2 separate regions of the Homo sapiens genome follow, and region 1 is linked to region 2. A link is an interaction called in ENCODE POLR2A ChIA-PET data of the cell type or tissue named here. Cell type or tissue: PC-3. All regions are shown on one strand. Links, peaks and the distances in the headings refer to the core of each region. The heading gives the core; the rest is flanking DNA. Region 1 has its middle 33 kb from the start of IER2. Region 2 holds the start of RAD23A (RAD23 nucleotide excision repair protein A).

Region 1 (8,289 bases), core at 290-8,289, 240 kb before region 2:
GAGGTTGCAGTGAGCTGAGATCGTGCCACTGCACTCCAGCCTGGGTGACAGAGCAAGACTCCATCTCAAAAATAAAAAAATAAATACAAATACAAAAAATTAGCCGGGTGTAGTGGCAGGCCCCTGTAATCCCAGCTACTTGGGAGGCTGAGGCAGAAGAATTGCTTGAACCCAGGAGACAGAGGTTGCAGTGAGCCAAGCTCGCGCCATTGCTCTCCAGCCTGGGCGACAGAGCGAGACAAGAAAGAAAGAAGAAAGAGAGAAAGAGAGAGAGAGAGAGAGAAAGAAAGAGAAAGAGAGAGAGAGAGAGAGAAAGAAAGACAGGAAGGAAGGAAGGGAGGGAGGTAAGCAAGGAAGGGAGGGAGGGAAGGAAGGAGGAAGGGAGGGAGGGAGAGAGGGAGGAAAGGAAGGGAGGTGAAATTCACATAGCATAAAATTGTTTAAAATGTACAATTCTGAGGCATTCAGTACATTCACAATGTAATACAACCACCACCTGCATCTAGTTTCAGAATATTTTCATCACTCCACCTGTAATCACACGTACTCAGAAGGCTGAGGCGAGAGAATTGCTTTCCCTCAGGAGTTAGAGACCAGCCTCGGCAACATAGTGAGACCCCATCTATAAAAAATTTTTTTGGCTGGGCGTGGTAGCTCACACCTGTAATCCCAGTGAGAGGTGACAGCGTGCTGGCAGTCCTCACAGCCCTCCCTCGCTCTCAGCGCCTCCTCTGCCTGGGCTTCCACTTTGGCGGCACTTGGGGAGCCCTTCAGCCCACCGCTGCACTGTGGGAGCCCCTTTCTAGGCTGGCCAAGGCCGGAGCCCACTCCCTCAGCTTGCAGGGAGAGGCGCGAGCGGGAACCGGGGCTGCGTGCGGCGCTTGCGGGCCGGCTGGAGTTCCGGGTGGGCGTGGGCTTGGCGGGCCCTGCACTTGGAGCAGCCGGCTGGCCCGCCCCACCGGCCCCGGGCAATGAGGGGCTTAGCACCCGGGCCAGCAGCTGCAGAGGGTATACTGGGTCCCCCAGCAGCGCCAGCCCACCGGCGCTGCGCTCAATTTCTCGCCGGGCCTTAGCTGCCTTTCCGTGGGGCAGGGCTCGGGACCTGCAGCCCGCCATGCCTGAGCCTCCCACCCCCTCCGTGGGCTCCTGTACCGCCCGAGCCTCCTCGACGAGCGCCACCCCCTGCTCCACGGCGCCCAGTCCCATCCGACCACCCAAGGGCTGAGGAGTGCAGGCACACGGCGCGGGACTGGCAGGCAGCTCCACCTGCAGCCCCGGTGCAGGATACACTGGGTGAAGGCAGCTAGGCTCCTGAGTCTGGTGGGGCCTTGGAGAACCTTTATGTCTAGCTCAGGGATTGTAAATACACCAATCGGCACTCTGTATCTAGCTCAAGGTTTGTAAACACACCAATCAGCACCCTGTGTCTAGCTCAGGGTTTGTGAATCCACCAATCGACACTCTGTATGTAGCTACTCTGATGGGGCCTTGGAGAACCTTTATGTCTAGCTCAGGGATTGTGAATACACCAATCAGCACTCTGTATCTAGCTCAAGATTTGTAAACACACCAATCAGCACCCTGTGTCTAGCTCGGGCTTTGTTAATGCCCCAATGGACACTCTGTATCTAGCTAATCTGGTGGGGACGTGGAGAACCTTTGTGTCTGGCTCAGGGATTGTAAACGCACCAATCAGCGCCCTGTCAAAACAGACCACTGGGCGCTACCAATCGGCAGGATGTGGGTGGGACCAGATGAGAGAATAAAGGCAGGCTGTCCCAGCTGGCAGTGGCAACGCGTTCCAGTCCGTTTCCACACTGTGGAAGCTTTGTTATTTTGCTCTTTGCAATAAATATTGCTACTGACCACTCTTTGAGTCCACACTGCTTTTATGAGCTGTAACACTCACCGCAAAGGTCTGCAGCTTCACTCCTGAAGCCAGGGAGACCACCAGCCCACCGGGAGGAACAAACAACTCCAGATGCGCCGCCTCAAGAGCTGTGACACTCACTGCAAAGGTCTGCAGCTTCACTCCTGAGCCAGCGAGATCACGAACCCACCAGAAGGAAGAAACTCCGAACACATCCAAACGTCAGAAGGAACAAACTTCAGATTTGCCCCCTTAAGGGCTGTAACACTCACTGCGGGGGTCCGCGGCTTCATACTAGAAGTCAGTGAGACCAAGAACCCACCAACTCCGGACACACCAGCACTTTGGGAGGACAAAGCAGGCGAATCATTGGCGGTCAGGAGTTCGAGACCAGCCTGGCCAACATGGTGAAACCCCATCTCTACTAAAAATACAAAAATCAGCCAGGCATGGTGGCACGTGCCTGTGATCCCAACTACTATGGAGGCTGTGGCATGAGAATCACTTGAACCCAGGAAGCAGAGGTTGTAGAGAGCCAAGATTGTGTCACTGCACTCCAGCCTGGGCAACAGAGCAAGACTGTCTCAAAGAAAAAAAAATTTTTTTTTTTTCTGAGATGGAGTTTTGCTCTTGTTGCCCAGGCTGGCGGGCAATGGCGTGATCTCGGCTCACTGCAACCTCCGTCTCCCGGGTTCAAGTGATTCTCCTGCCTCAGCCTCCCAAGTAGCTGGGATTACAAGCGTCCGCCACCATGCCTGGCTAATTTTTTTATTTTTAGTAGAGACCGGGGTTTTGCTATGTTGGCCAGGCTGGTCTCAAACTCCTGACCTCAGGTGATCCAGCCACGTCAGCCTCCCGCAGTGCTGGGATTACAGGCATGAGCCACCGAACCTGGCTGATATATATATACGTATACGTATACACACGTATGTATGCATATACACACGTATGTATGCGTATACACACGTATGTATGCGTATACACACACGTATGTATGCGTATACACACACGTATGTATGCGTATACACACACGTATGTATGCGTATACACACACGTGTATATATACACGCACGTATATATACACATACACGTATATATACACATACACATGTATATATACACATGTATATACATATATATACACATATATACATATATATATATTTTTTTAGCTGGACACAGTGGCTCACCTCTGCAGTCCCATTGTTTTGAGAGGCAGAGTCAGAATTGCTTGAGCCCAGGATTTCAAGGCTACAGTGTGTTTATTTTATTTTTATTTACTTTTATTTATTTATTTTTTTGATATAGAGTCTCGCTCTGTTGCCCAGGCTAGAGTGCAGTGGCGTGATCTTGGCACACTGCAGGCTCCGCCTCCCGGGTTCACGCCATTCTCTTGCCTCAGCCTCCTGAGTAGCTGGGACTACAGGCTCCCGCCACCACGCCCGGCTAATTTTTTGTATTTTTAGTAGAGACGGGGCTTCACCATGTTAGCCAGGGTGGTCTCTATATCCTGACCTCATAATCCGCCCACCTCGGCCTCCCAAAGTGCTGGGATTACAGGCGTGAGCCACCACGCCAGGCCTGCAGTGTGTTTATTTTTAAAAATAAAATTAATACGAGGCCGGGAGCAGTGGCTCACGCCTGTAATCCTAGCACTTTGAGAGGTTGAGGCGGGCAGATCACCTGAGGTCGGGAGTTCAAGACCAGTCTGGCCAACAACGTGGTGAAACCCTGTCTCTAGAAAAATAAAAAAAACAATTAGCCGGGCATGGTGGGGGGTGCCTGTAATCCCAGCTACTCCGGAGGCTGAGGCAGGAGAATTGCTTGAACCCGGAAGAGGGAGGTTGCGGTAAGCCGAGGTTGTGCCATTGCACTCCAGCCTGGGCAACAAGAGCAAACCTCCGTCGAAAAAAAAAAAATTAATACAATAATACACATAAAAATAAATTAGCCCAGCATGGTGCATGCCCATAGTCCCAGCTGCTCTAGAGGCTGAAGTGGGAGGATTGCTTGAGCCCAGGAGTTTGAGGCTGCATTGAGCAATAGTCATGCCACTGGACTCCAGCCTGGGAGACAGAGCAAGACCCCATCTCTAATAAATAAATAAATAGGAAAAGGCCATGAATGTGTCCCTCTGGGAGGAGGCGGGTGCCTCAGAATCCTGCAGGAGTTACCAGCTGTTAAGCGAGGTCACTGCATAAGCCTGGGGGGCTATCACCGGCCCTCAGCTCCCTGTGGGAACTCCTGAGTTGGGGGCCACCCACAGGGCTTCTCATGGGGTGCAGAGCTGGGCAGGGATGGGGGAGGGCAGCTTAGGCAGCGAGCACCCAGGGTCCACTGGGACCAGCCCAACAGGGCTTCTCAGGGAGACGCTCCCAGCATCTCAGGGAGGACCCCTTCAGGCCTTGCTCTGAACCATTCATCCTGGTGAGGACCCAGCAGTGGAGGTGGAGAGAGTATGCTTTATTTATTATATTTACTTTGATTTGTTTTAAGATGGAGTCTAGCTCTGTTGCCCAGGCTAGAGTGTAGTGGCGGGATCTTGGCTCACTGCAACCTCTGCCTCCCAGGTTCCAGCGATTCTCCTGCCTTAGCCTCCTGAGTAGCTGGGATTACAGGGACCTCCCAACATCATGCCCGGCTAATTTTTGTATTTTTAGTAGAGACGGGGGTTTCACCATGTTGGCCAGGCTGGTCTCGAACTCCTGACCTCAAGTGATCTGCCCACCTCAGCCTCCCAAAGTGCTGAGATTACAAGTGTGAGCCACCATGCCCGGCTTTATTTATTTATTTATTTAATTTATTTTTTGAGATGGAGTCTCGCTCCATCGCCCAGCCTGGAGTGCAGTGGTGCGATCTCGGCTCACTGCAAGCTCCGCCTCCCAGGTTCATGCCATTCTCCTGCCTCAGCCTCCCGAGTAGCTGGGACTACAGGCGCCCGCCACCACACCTGGCTAATTTTTTGTATTTTTAGTAGAGATGGGGTTTCACCGTGTTAGCCAGGATGGTCTCGATCTCCTGACCTCGTGATCCATCTGCCTCGGCCTCCCAAAGTGCTGAGATTACAGGCGTGAGCCACCGCGCCCGGCCTATTTATTTATTTTTTAGTCAGGATCTCTCTGTCACCCAGGCTAGTGCAGTGGCACGAGCATAGCTCACTGCAACTTCGATCTTCTGGGCTCAAGCAATCCTCCCTCCCCAGCCTCCCAAGTAGCTGGGACTACAGGTATCAGCCACTGCACCCAGCTAAGTAAAATATATATATATTTGTAGGGCTGGGCACAGTGCCTCCCGCTTGTAATCCCAGCACCTTGTGAGGCCGAGGGGGGCAGATCACCTGAGGTCAGGAGTTCAAGACTAGCCTGACCAACATGGTGAAACCTCATCTCTACTAAAAATACAAAATTAGCTGGGCGTGGTGGCACAAGCCTGTAATCCCAGCTACTCAGGAGACTGAAGCAGGAGAAAAAATATGTATATATATAATCGCTATATATATATAATCGCTATACATATATATATACACATAATCGCTATATATATATATATATATGTAAAGATGGGGTCTCACTATGTTGCCTAGGCTGGTCTTGAATCCCTGAGCTCCAGTGACCCTCCCACCTCAGCCTTCCAACCTCAGCTTCCTCCAACCTCAGTGTTGAGAATATAGGTGTGAACCATGGTGCCAGTGTCTTAAAATATAGCTCTGCAACACCTGACACTGCAGGGCTATGGCCCCGGGCTGCATGCCGTCAGTGCCAATGGAAGGAAGCTAACAGCCACCCCTGACCCGACTATCCTCCCTCGGCGCCGGGGTTTCAGACGCCTCCGCCTCTTGGTCCCTTCCTTCAAAGCCTCAAACAGCCCACTGACAGGCCCAGGCTCAGAGGTCCAGGCTTTCTGTAAATGTGAGATATAAAAAGAACCGTGGGGTAGAAATGGCCCCCAGCTTGCTAACACATGCCACCCCCACGCTGCCCACAGCACCACAAACACCCCCCCACACACAGATGTGCGCTCGTGCGCCTACATGCAGACACACGGTGACAAGCCCGCATTTAGAATCAGGGAGAAGGAGGCCAGCCAGCTGGGAGGAAGCCAAGCCTGACTTTATGAGGAAGGCCTCTCTCCTCAGGCAGAGCTGGCCCCTGGAAATGGTAAATCCTGTGGCTTCCCTAGCTAAAGTGGGTCAAGCCTACACTAGGAATTCACCTCCTAGCAAGGACACAAGGACACTGTTAGGCCCTGGCTACCAGGCCCTGGCAGGACTCAGCCCAAGACCGGCCTTTCTGGACTTTTTTTTTTTTTTTTTTTTTTTTTTGCAGACAGGGTCTTGCTCTGTCACCCAGGCTGGAAAGCAGTGGCACGATCATAGCTCACTGCAGCTGCAGCCTTGACCTCCTGGGATCAAGCGACCCTCCTGCCTTGGCCTCCCAAAGTGCTGGGATTGAGAGCCCCCTTCCCCAGGCCTTCCCAGGCTTTGTTACTTTTTATTTTTATTATTATTATTTTTTAAGTCTCGTTCTGTCTCCCAGACAGACAGTGGTGCCATCTCAGCTCACTGCAACCTCCGCCTTCTGGGTTCAAGCGATTCTCCTGCCTCAGCCTCCTGAGTAGCTGGGATTACAGGCACCTGCCACCACGCCCAGCTAATTTTTGTACTTTTAGTAGATACAGGGTTTCACCGTGTTGGCCAGGCTTGTCTTGAACCCCTGACCTCAGGTGATCTGCCCGCCTCGGCCTCTGAAAGTGCTGGGATTACAGGCATGAGCCACCGCACCGGGCCCTTCCCAGGCTTTGAACGCACATGCAGGACGGCCAAGAATGTGACCATGGAGCCTCCACACCTCCCGTCCCTCCGTCCCACCTTCTCCTGGCCACATGGCTACACTTCTGCCTGGGGAGCCCATCTCTCTGTGCCCACTTCTCTGCCTCCAAAGACCCTTCTTCTTCTCTCTCAGTGTCTGCAGCCCCTACTCAGCCAGCCCCCTGAGATCTCGGCTCATGCACCCAACCCCACCTGCAGCCCAAGAGCTCCCTACACCCACCCAGAGCCACGAGGCATTCATCTCCTGCCTCAGCCCATCTATCCTCCCCAGCAGCGGACTGCATCCTTTGCCCACCCATTTGGAATTTTCTGCCGTTCCTTCAACTGTATTTTGAGCATCAGCTGAGGATCAAGCACAGGCCTGGGAGCTGGGAGTGCACAGTGCTGAGGAAGAAGGATCCTGTTCCAGCCCTCAAGGGCTCACCATCAGATGGGGGAGGATCAATCAGCCCAGCCTACATCAACAAACCAAAAAGAGGCCAGGCGTGGTGGCTCACATCTGTAATCCCAGCACTTTGGGAGGCCGAGGCGGGCAGATCACCTGAGGTCAGGAGTTTGAGACCAGCCTGGCCAGCATGGTGAAACCCCATCTCTACTAAAAATACAAAAATGAGCCAGGCATGGTGGTAGGGGCCTGTAATCCCAGCTGCTCAGGAGGCTGAGGCAGGAGAATCTCTTGAACCCGAGAAGCAGAGGCTGGATTGAGCCGAGATCACACCACTGCACTCCAGCCTGGATGACAGAGCGAGACTGTGTCCCAAAAAAAAAAAGGAAAGCTCACTGGCTTAGAGACAGGAAGTAGAACAGTAGAAGGGGCTGGGGGTGTGCAGAGAATATTGATTTGATGTTTAACAGAGGTTGAGTTTCAGTTTGGGATGATGAAAGTATTCTGGGCCAGGCAAGGTGGCTCACGCCTGTAATCCCAGCACTTTCGGATGCCGAGGCGGGTAGATCACCTGAGGTCGGGAGTTCGAGACCAGCCTGGCCAACATGGGGAAACCCCATCTCTACTAAAAATACAAAAATTAGCCAGGCATGGTGATAGGTGCCTCCACACCCAGCTACTCGGGAGGCTGAGGCTCAAACATCGCTTGAACCCGGGAGGCAGAGGTTGCAGTGAGCTGAGATAGCATCACTGCACTCCAGCCTGGGAAATAGAGCAAAACTCTGTCTCATAAAAATATATAATAATAATAATAAAGCACTGATCCATGCTGCAACATGCATTAACCACCACCCACCCCCCCACCAAAAAAAACAACAACAAAAAAAACCCATGATGGCAGGCTGGGCGCAGTGGCTCATGCCTGTAATCCCAGCACTTTGAGAAGTCCAGGTAGGAGCATGGCTTGAAGCCAGTTCAACACCAGCCTGGGCAACAAAGCAAGACCCTGTGGTTTTTTTTGAGACACAGTCTTGCTCTGTTGCCCAGGCTGGAGTGCAGTGGCACAATCTCGGCTCACTGCAAGCTCTGCCTCCCGGTTCATGCCATTTTCCTGGCTCAGCCTCCCAAGTAGCTGGGACTACAGGTGCCCGCCACCACGCCTGGCTAATTTTTTTGTATTTTTAGTAGAGACGGGGTTTCACCGTG
Region 2 (8,655 bases), core at 290-8,289:
ATTTCCTCTCAAAAAAAAAAAGAAAAGAAAGTGCTTTTTAGTCATCTGCCTCATGGTTGAAAAGTGGACTGTGGGACTATGCAGTGGCAGAGGCCCAGGAAGAGGCTACCAGAGAGCTGGAGTGCAGGGAGGGGCTGAGTGGGAAGAGCAGACAGGACAAGGGGTAGACCCCAGCAGATCCCCAGGGCCTGGGGCTGAAGCAACCCCAAGCTAATCCTTGCAGAGATCGGGGAGGACTGGGGAGGTCTGTTCTAAGTCTTAGACGTCTAGTCTAGGGAGCACTTTGATGGAGAGTTAATTAAGCCAGCCATGGAGTGTGGCATTCAGAGAGGCCTGGGCTGGCTACATAGATTTGGGGGTTCCCATACAGACTGAAGGCCCCAGGACACTATGAGGGAGGGCTGAGTGCAGATGAAGAACACGACCGACCAGGAGGAGCTGGCAAGGGACTGAGAAGTGAGAGGAGAAGGGTCAGACAGCAGGGTCCTGAGCCAAGACCGGTAGGCACTTCACCGAGAACCCAGAGGAACCTACTTGCACCCAGGGGGCCACTCCCCCACTCTTCCTGTGAACCTTCAAGGGCAAGATGGAGCCTCACTGAGCAGAGTTGTCCCAGAGCCAACTGGGGCACAGCTGTCCTGGGTGACGTCATGCCACCTTACAGACATTTACGCAGCACCATCTGTATGTGAAGCCAGAGCCCCAGCCCAGGACCCCACCCCGAGGCAGGAGGCAGACACACACACTACCAGCTGCGTGACCCTGGGAATGACAGGCTGCTCTAAGTTTCCGGTGTCTTCTTCTGTGGGAGGTGATGTTGACAGCACCCACACCTTACAAGGTGGTTGGGAAGACTGAGAAACCAGGGGGGTCACCAGGTCACAGGAAGCACAGGGGCGTGGGGGAAGCATGTGCTTAGTCCTGCTTTCCGGACCTAGAACGATTCCTACGTGTTATGGACTCTGGTGCCCACAGGGAAGGGAAATGGTGGCTGCCCTAGCTCCCTCTGCCCTTGGGACCACACCTGTAAAAGCTGAGGGTTCTCCTGGCCCAGCTGCTGGAGCAGGGCGGGCAGCAGCGCAGGGTTCTGCTGAATCACCTGCCGCATGTTCTGGAACTGGGGCTGGTCCCGCAGGAACTCCAGGGGGTTCTCTCCTGCTGGTAGTAGGAAGGGGTGCAGTCAGACACCACGCCGGGCTCCTAGGAGCACTGCGGGGTGGAGTGTAATGTGAGTCAGGTACCTGGAGGGCAGATGCGGCATGTGCACACCCACCTGCTTCCGTGGCCGGCTGCTCCGATACCTGGCTCTCCTGGACAGAACCGTGTTCCGGCTCGGGGCTCCCAGGAATTCCCTGTCAGGGGTCCTGTTTAGTTCTAATGCACAGACCTCCTGCTGCCACCCTCCTCCATGCCCTGGCAGGACACAGATGAGGCCTCGGCCCTGCCCTCCAGAGGCCCACCCATCACTCACATCCAGCCTCCTGTGGGAAGCCTTTAGTGGCTAGAATCACTACCCAAAGGCTTTTCAGGGCAGGTTTTGCCTTCCCAACCGCCCATCAGGGCAGTGACGCCCGGGTACTCCCTCAAGGCCTCCCCGGGAGGCGGAAGCCCCACCTCACCGTGAGCAGATACTCCACGGCTCGGTGGGGGTTGTTGTAGCTGGCTCTCAGGGCGGCCACGACCCGCTCTCGCTCATAGCCCATGGACATGATCTCCGTCAGCATCGTCTCATACTCAGAGCCCGTCACTGTGGAGGAAGCAGCAAAGCCTAGGTCACCAGGAAGAGGAAAGGGCAGCTCCCAGGCCCTCCCGCACCCAGACAAGGCCCAGCTGATGGCTGGGGCACCCAGTCACCTCTGCCCTGGGGACCACCCACCCACCTAGCGTGGAGGCCGCGTCTTCCTCTCGCCCGCTGCTACCTGAAGAGGGAACAGAGCTGCAAATTCAAGAGAGAGAAATCGGACCCTGGCTTCTGGCGGCTTGCCCTCCCTCCAGGTGTGTGGGACCACTTATGTGGACGCTGGAATGTGCTAGGAGGACAGGGCCCAAGCTGGGACTGCTGCCCCCGCCTTACCCTGACACAGACTCTGGGGACGTCGTGGGGGCGGATTCCTCTGATGGGCTCTTGTCCTCTCTGGCGGCAGGTGGGGGATGGGACATGCCTGAGGTGGGGGCAGGCGGGAAGGATGTAGAGGACTCTGGGGCAGCTGTGGGTGAGGCCTCTGGGGGTGCTGAGGTACCCTGGCCGGCTTTGGTCTGCAACAGCAAGAAAAAGGGAGCTGGCATCAGCAACCCTATCAGACCCAACAACCCGCTCCGCTGTGGCCCCGCCCTGTTCACAGCTAATCTCTCCTGGGCACACAGGCTCTTTGCCAGCTCCCCAGCTCGTCCACCCACCCTCCCAGCCAGCACACGTCACCCACCTTGGTCACCATGACGACCACAAAGTTCTTCTCATCGATGCGATAGTCCCTGATAGGGACATCGTCACTCAAGATCTTGCCGGCATAGATGAGTTTCTGTCCAGCCACGGGGAAGGCATCACGACCCTTCTCAGCTTCTATCTTCTCCTTTAGCACCTTCACCTAGAGGGAGTGGTACAGACAGTCACTGGAGACCCCAAGATTCTCTTTTCCCTTCTAGTTTAGGACAGAGAAACTGCCAGCCCTGATGGCAGAAAGGCAAGCACGCTGGGTTTTTTAAGCTTTCTCAGCATCTAAAGCATGCTAGATTTGAATTCATTCAATCATCATGCCATTCAACACAGTATTTACTTATACTAAACACCCATTATGTGCCAGGTGCTGTTTTAGACACAGAGGCCACAGCACAGAACAAACTCAACACAAGTAAGTCCCTGCTCTCAATGAGAGAACACTAATGTGAAGAAAATGTAATTTCGGGTAGTATAAAGTATAATTAACAGAATAAAGGGGACAGTCCCCCACTCTACACTCTACCTTGGACAATAAGTGACTAATAGTTAATAGTGATATTTTTTAATTTTAAGAGGCAGGATCTCGCTGCCGCCCATGCTGGATTGATGTGGCACGATCATCGCTGACTGCAGCCTCAAACTCCTGGGCTCAACTGGTACTCTTGTCCAGCCTTGGGAGTAGCTAGGACTAAAGGTACACACCACCACTCCAGACTAATTAAAAATAATTTTTTTTTGTAGATAAGAGTCTCCCTATGTTAGACTGGCTGGTCTCAAACTCCTGGCCTCAAGCAATCCTCCTGCCTCTGCCTCCCAAATCATCAGGATTAGAGGCATGAGCCACCGTGCCTGGCCAATAGTGCTACTGTAAATGTATATGTGTCATACCTTTTAAGTTTCCTATGAAATACGTTTAATTGGTCTCATTTTATTTATTGATTTTTGTTTCTTTTTTTTGTAGAGAACGGGGTCTCACTGTGTTGCCAGGATGATCTCGAATTCCTAGGCTCAAGGGCTCCTCTTCCCTCTGCCTCCCTAAGTGCTGGGATTACAGGCGGAAGCCAGCAGGCGACCGGTTCATTTGATATTTGAGAAAACGGAGGCACAGACAGGTAGGCAGGTTAACTTGCCCAAAGCCAAACACTTGAGCGGATCAAAAAATGTGTGTTTCCTTTTCTACAAAAAGTGGACTTCAATGTCTCCCTCACTATGCAAAAAGCGCCAAGTACCCAATAGACATTCAGTATGTTTGAATTAGGTCCTAATTCTACTTTTGACTAAAAAGGCAGCATAATATTTATATCGTGGACGCTCACACGAGGCAGAACCGAATTTGAATCCCAGCTCTGCCATTACTTGTGTGTGACTGTGGCAAAGTTCCTCAATCCCTAGGTTTCCACATCTGTAAAATGATCAGAGGTCCCCAATGACAAGCCCGTTTTGCAGAGCGGTAAAACAACACTACAACACTCGGTGACTGATAAAAAGTAAACGGCCAACAAACACGGACCACCAAAATTATAAAGACTGAGACCCGTTTATTATCATTAACATCGTTGTTGTCGTCACTACTCAGTATCTCCTGGTCATTACTCCTAGATTCGACCACCAGTGTCCCAAGGAGACGCCTGCAAAGCTGGGAACGTGGAGCCCAGTCTTGGAGAGCTTGGCCTGCCCAGGAATCCGAGCTTGTGACTCCCGCGCCCCGCGAGAGCGCTGACATTGGAGCCGGGGCCTGGCCAGCGCCCCGGGGGTGGGGCCTCGCCCGGAGACCGGCGCAGGAGCGCCGCCCGATCGGCTGGGGGCTGGGCCAAAGACCATCGGGGGGTCCAGGAAAGTCGGGCAGGTCGGGGGTCTGGGCAGGGCCGACCCGCGCCGTCCTCCCTGCCCCTCCCGTTGGGATTCTAGCCTCCCCGCCCCCACCCCACCCCCGAAACCCGTCGCTCCCGCCCCCGGGCTCCGGCCCGGCCCGCACCGTCTCGTCAGGCTCCATGCGGATCTTGAAGGTCTGCTGCTGCAGCGTTTTGAGCGTGATGGTGACGGCCATGGCGGGGCCCGAGCGACGCGGCGGCCCCGGGATCCTCACACAACATGCAACTCACGCCGCCGCCATCTTAGCGCCCAGGCGCGCCGCGCCGCGCGCCGACCACTTCCGGGGCAGGCAATGCGCGCGCTGACCACCGGCGCACGTGACCTGCGCACTCCCTCCTTGGCCTTTGTGGGCATGCGCACGAGCGCGTTCTCGAGCGAGGCACGCGCAGACTAAACTCCGCGCTGTGGGCGGGGCTTCTTGCTCGGCCCGCACACGTGGTCTCCTGAGTGACGCCATGCCCGTTATCGGTGACGTCACGGGGCTGCAAAGTGACTCTGGTGTCCCCACTCTCACGCTCAAATGAATTTTTAACAAAGTTTTTATGTACCTGTACTGGTTACAGACATTTGTATTTCTTCTGTAAAAACCTCATTTTGCCTCTTCCAAATGAGAATTTTTTCTTTCAAACAGTCTCTGTCACCCAGGCTGGAGTGCAGTGGCGCGATCTCGGCTCACTGCAGCTTCCGCCTTCCGGGTTCATGCAATTCTCCTGCCTCAGCCTCCCGAGTAACTGGGATTACAGGCACCCCCCACCACGCCCGGATAATTTTTTGTATTGGGTTTCACCGTGTTGGCCAGGCTGGTCTCAAAACTCCTGACCTCAGGTGATCCACCCGCCTCGGCCTCCCAAAGTGCTGGGATTACAGGCGTGAACCACCGTACCCGGCCCCCAAATGAGTTTTATTCTGGTCTGGGTATCCTGGCAGGAACCCTTGTAGAGCAGTCAAAGTGAAAGTTACTCAAAACTAGAAATACCTGAAAGGCCACCAAGCACAGAAAAAAAACCTTAAGTTGGAAGCGGGGGCAAGGTGCCATTTTGTAGCCTCATTCATTCTTTAGGGATCTGGAGTTTTGGAATGAACCTACAATTTTCATTCTTGGGTCTCCGGGCAGGAGTACTTTGTTGTACTATACCTAATCTGACCCCAGAAGTATTTAAAGATGTTAACTTTCAAAGCCTCACTACATTAAATACAGAATTCTCCCTTGGATCTACCAGTCCTGGAGGCATCCCAGAGGGGTTGGGCTGAGCCACAGGACCCCAAAGGAATAGAAGCATGAAAAAGGCCAGTTTAAGGGGCAGGGTGAACCAGATTGAGCCACTGTACGCCAGCCTGGACAACAGAGCGAGAGTCTATCTTAAAAATAAATAAATAAGCAGAACCAAAACTTACCAGTTAGGTTCAAGGATTCAGTAAGTTAGTATGTGGAGTATTTACAGCAGCAACAGCCATTCCCCCGTTGGTTTTGAGGGTTATGGGGTAAATAAGGGTCCCTGGAATCTTGTGGAACACTCAGCAACCTCTCTAGCAATAGCTGAAAAAGGAGATATACTGGAAACCCCCCCCCCCCCCAAAAAGACCACTGCTGGGTTTCCTTAAGTCTGTCTTTCCCCAGAAGGAGACACAGGAGGGAGACACAAAATTTAATTTAATAGAAATTTTGTTTGTAGTTCTTACATTCTCAGTGTGAGCCAATCTGGGACCCACTGCCCCACCCAGAAGTGGCCCAGTCCTGGGGGCAGGGGAGAAAGGGAGGGGTGAAATGAGAAGAGCCCCGTTCTTCCTCAGTGCTGGGGGGTTGGAGACACCACCCCCTTCTGCTGCCCTCCTCTGGGCTCCAGGAAGGAGAGCAGATGAAATCTCAGGCCTGTGGCTTCTCCACACCACTGCCCCCCAGGTTGGAGGGGAGCTAAGAGATGAGAGAAGGGGACAGAGGCAAGAAAAGATGTTGATCAAGAAAGATGAGAACCAGGGGTGAGGGCTGAAGGAGAATCAAAGATAAAATACCAGTTTAAAAAAAAAAAAAAAAAAGGGCGGGGAGGGGGTGGGGGAGAGTGGAGGAGGGGAACAAAACCAAAATCCACCCCAAATCCGAACCAGCCTGGAAAAAAATGAAAGTTCTCGAGTCTCACAGAGACATTATTTGGCGCGGCCAGCTCTGCGGCAGGAGCGCTCAGGCCTCAGTCCAGCCCTGGAGGCAGGCCTCTCTACAGCTCGTCCTTGGCCTGGCCGGGGACATCTTCCTCCTCATCTTCCTCCTTGTCCTCCTCATCCTCCTCATCCTCATCTTTGTCCTCATCATCCTCCTTGTCCTCTGCCTCCTCCTCCTCTTTGCGTTTCTTGTCTTCTTCCTCCTCCTTAAGCCTCTGCTCCTCGTCCTGTTTGTCCTTCATTTGTTTCTCTGCTGCCTGCAGGCAGAGCACACACCTCAGGGCCTTGCCCCCTGCCAGCCCTGCCCGCCCCCGACATCAGGACCAGGACCAGGCCTCACCTTTGTTACGCCCCACGTCTCGTTGCCAAACTCCTCAGCGTATGCCTCATCGTTGGTGATGAGGAAGTTGTCAAAGATGGTGCCAGACTTGACCTGGAGGATGAATGGGAAGGATGGTCAGAGGTGATACCCGATAGCCCTTGCTTTGGACAGGGTTTCCACCTGTGTTCCTATAACCACTATATTCTGCTGCCTGCATCTGCAGAGAAGACAAGGAACACCGCTGACACTGCAGTTAAAAAGATGGAGAGGCCAGGTGAGGTGGATCACGCCTGTAATCCTCGCCCAGAGGCCAAGGTGGGCGGATCACGAGGTCAGGAGATCGAGACCACCCTGGCTAACACGGTGAAACCCCGTCTCTACTAAAAATACAAAAAATCAGCCAGGCGTGGTGGCAAGTGCCTGTAGTCCCAGCTATTTGGGAGGCTGAGACAGGAGAATGATGTGAACCCAGGAGGCGGAGCTTGCAGTGAGCCAAGATCGTGCCACTGCACTCCAGCCTGGGTGACAGAGTGAGACTCCATCTCCAAAAAAAAAAAAAAAAAAAAAAAAGATGGAAAGATGGAGAGACAGCCAGGGACGGGACGGGCTCATGCCTGTAATCCCAGCACTTTGGGAGGTCATGGCGAACGGATCACTTGAGGCCAGGAGTTCGAGACCAACCTGGGCAACATAGTGAAACTCTGTCTCTACTAAAAAAAATTAGCCCGGGGTCTGTGATGGCGCATCCCTGTAATCCCAGCTACTCAGGAGGCCGAGGCAGGAGAATCGCTTGAATCTGGGATGCAGAGGTTGTGGTGAGCCGCCGAGATTGCATCATTGCACTCCAGCCTGGGCAACAAGAGTGAAATTCCATCTCAAAAAAAAAAAAGCCCAGCGTCGTGGCGCATGCCTGTAATTCCAGCTGCTCGAGAGGATGAGGCATGAGAATCACTTGAACCTGGAAGGCAGAGGCTGCAGTGAGCCGAGATCAAGCCACTGCACTCCAACCTGGGTGACAGAGCAAGACTCTGTCTTAAAAAAAAAAAAAAAAAAAGATGGAGAGACTCAGGTGCTGTACTGCCCAGGTTCAAACCCCAGCTTTGTGGTTTCCTACCCCCATGACCTTGGGCCACTGACTTCAGTTCTCTGCACCTGTTTCTTGTTTCTCACTCTCTTATTCAGGTATTTTTCAGGTACCTACTACATGCCAGAACTGTCTTGGGCACAGAAGGTATTTCAGTGACCAAAACAGACAAAAATTCAGTCCCAGCATTTTTTTTTTTTTTTGGGACAGAGTCTCGCTATCACCCAGGCTGGAGTGCAATGGCATGATCTCAGCTCACTGCAAGCTCCGCCTCCCGGGTTCACGTCATCCTTTTGCCTCAGCCTCCCGAGTAGCTGGGACTACAGGCGCCCACCACCACACCTGGCAAATTTTTTGTATTTTTACTAGAGATGGGGTTTCATTCACCATGTTAGCCAGGATGGTCTCCATCTCCTGACCTTGTGATCCACCCGCCTTGGCCTCCCAAAGTGCTGGGATTACAGGTGTGAGCCACTGTGTCCGGCCAAGTCCCAACTTTTTTTGAGAGGGTCTCACTCTGTCACCGAGGCTGGAGTGCAGTGACATAATCATGGCTCACTGCAGCCTCGATGCCCCAGGCTCAAGTGATCATCCTTCTTCCTTGGTAGTTGGGACTACAGGTATGCATGACATCTCGCCAATTTTTAAAGTTTTTGTAGAGGCTAGGCATGGTGGCTAACCCTTGTAATCCCAGCACTTTGGGAGGCCGAGGCGGGCAGATGACCTGAGGCCAGGAGTTCGAGACCAACCTGGGCAACATGAAGCCCTGTCTCTACAAAAAGGCTG

The links. Peaks named below come from ENCODE experiments on the same cell type or tissue, not always from the same donor. Only the 100,000 strongest peaks of a DNase experiment are listed, where the experiment ranks them.
Region 1: POLR2A ChIA-PET joins it to region 2 with 20 read pairs; 4 of 35 experiments call an interaction of 5 or more read pairs at or near these places.

The regions. Positions count from the first base shown.
Region 1 is chr19:13,179,646-13,187,934 of GRCh38, reverse strand. No RefSeq gene overlaps it. Among named protein-coding and RNA genes, the nearest start is that of IER2, 33 kb to the right of the region's middle. RefSeq lists enhancers at 1-764, 765-1,675, 1,666-1,960, 2,589-3,090, 5,932-5,991. In PC-3, for the core only: no CTCF peak of the experiment used is centred there; no DNase peak of the experiment used is centred there; H3K27ac peaks cover 626 bases.
Region 2 is chr19:12,941,778-12,950,432 of GRCh38, reverse strand. It overlaps CALR (calreticulin), which reads right to left. Exons shown (of 9, transcript NM_004343.4): 8 at 6,804-6,896; 9 at 5,944-6,720. The coding sequence ends at 6,520. RAD23A (RAD23 nucleotide excision repair protein A) reads right to left here and starts at 4,571. Exons shown (of 9, transcript NM_005053.4): 1 at 4,413-4,571; 2 at 2,424-2,585; 3 at 2,075-2,256; 4 at 1,881-1,936; 5 at 1,620-1,747; 6 at 1,274-1,352; 7 at 1,025-1,158. The coding sequence starts at 4,484. RefSeq lists enhancers at 1,955-3,154, 4,470-4,689, 4,101-4,793 and silencers at 3,784-4,078, 4,050-4,109, 4,130-4,319, 4,330-4,409. In PC-3, for the core only: no CTCF peak of the experiment used is centred there; DNase peaks (open chromatin) are centred at 4,162 and 4,682; H3K4me3 peaks cover 3,078 bases; H3K27ac peaks cover 1,840 bases.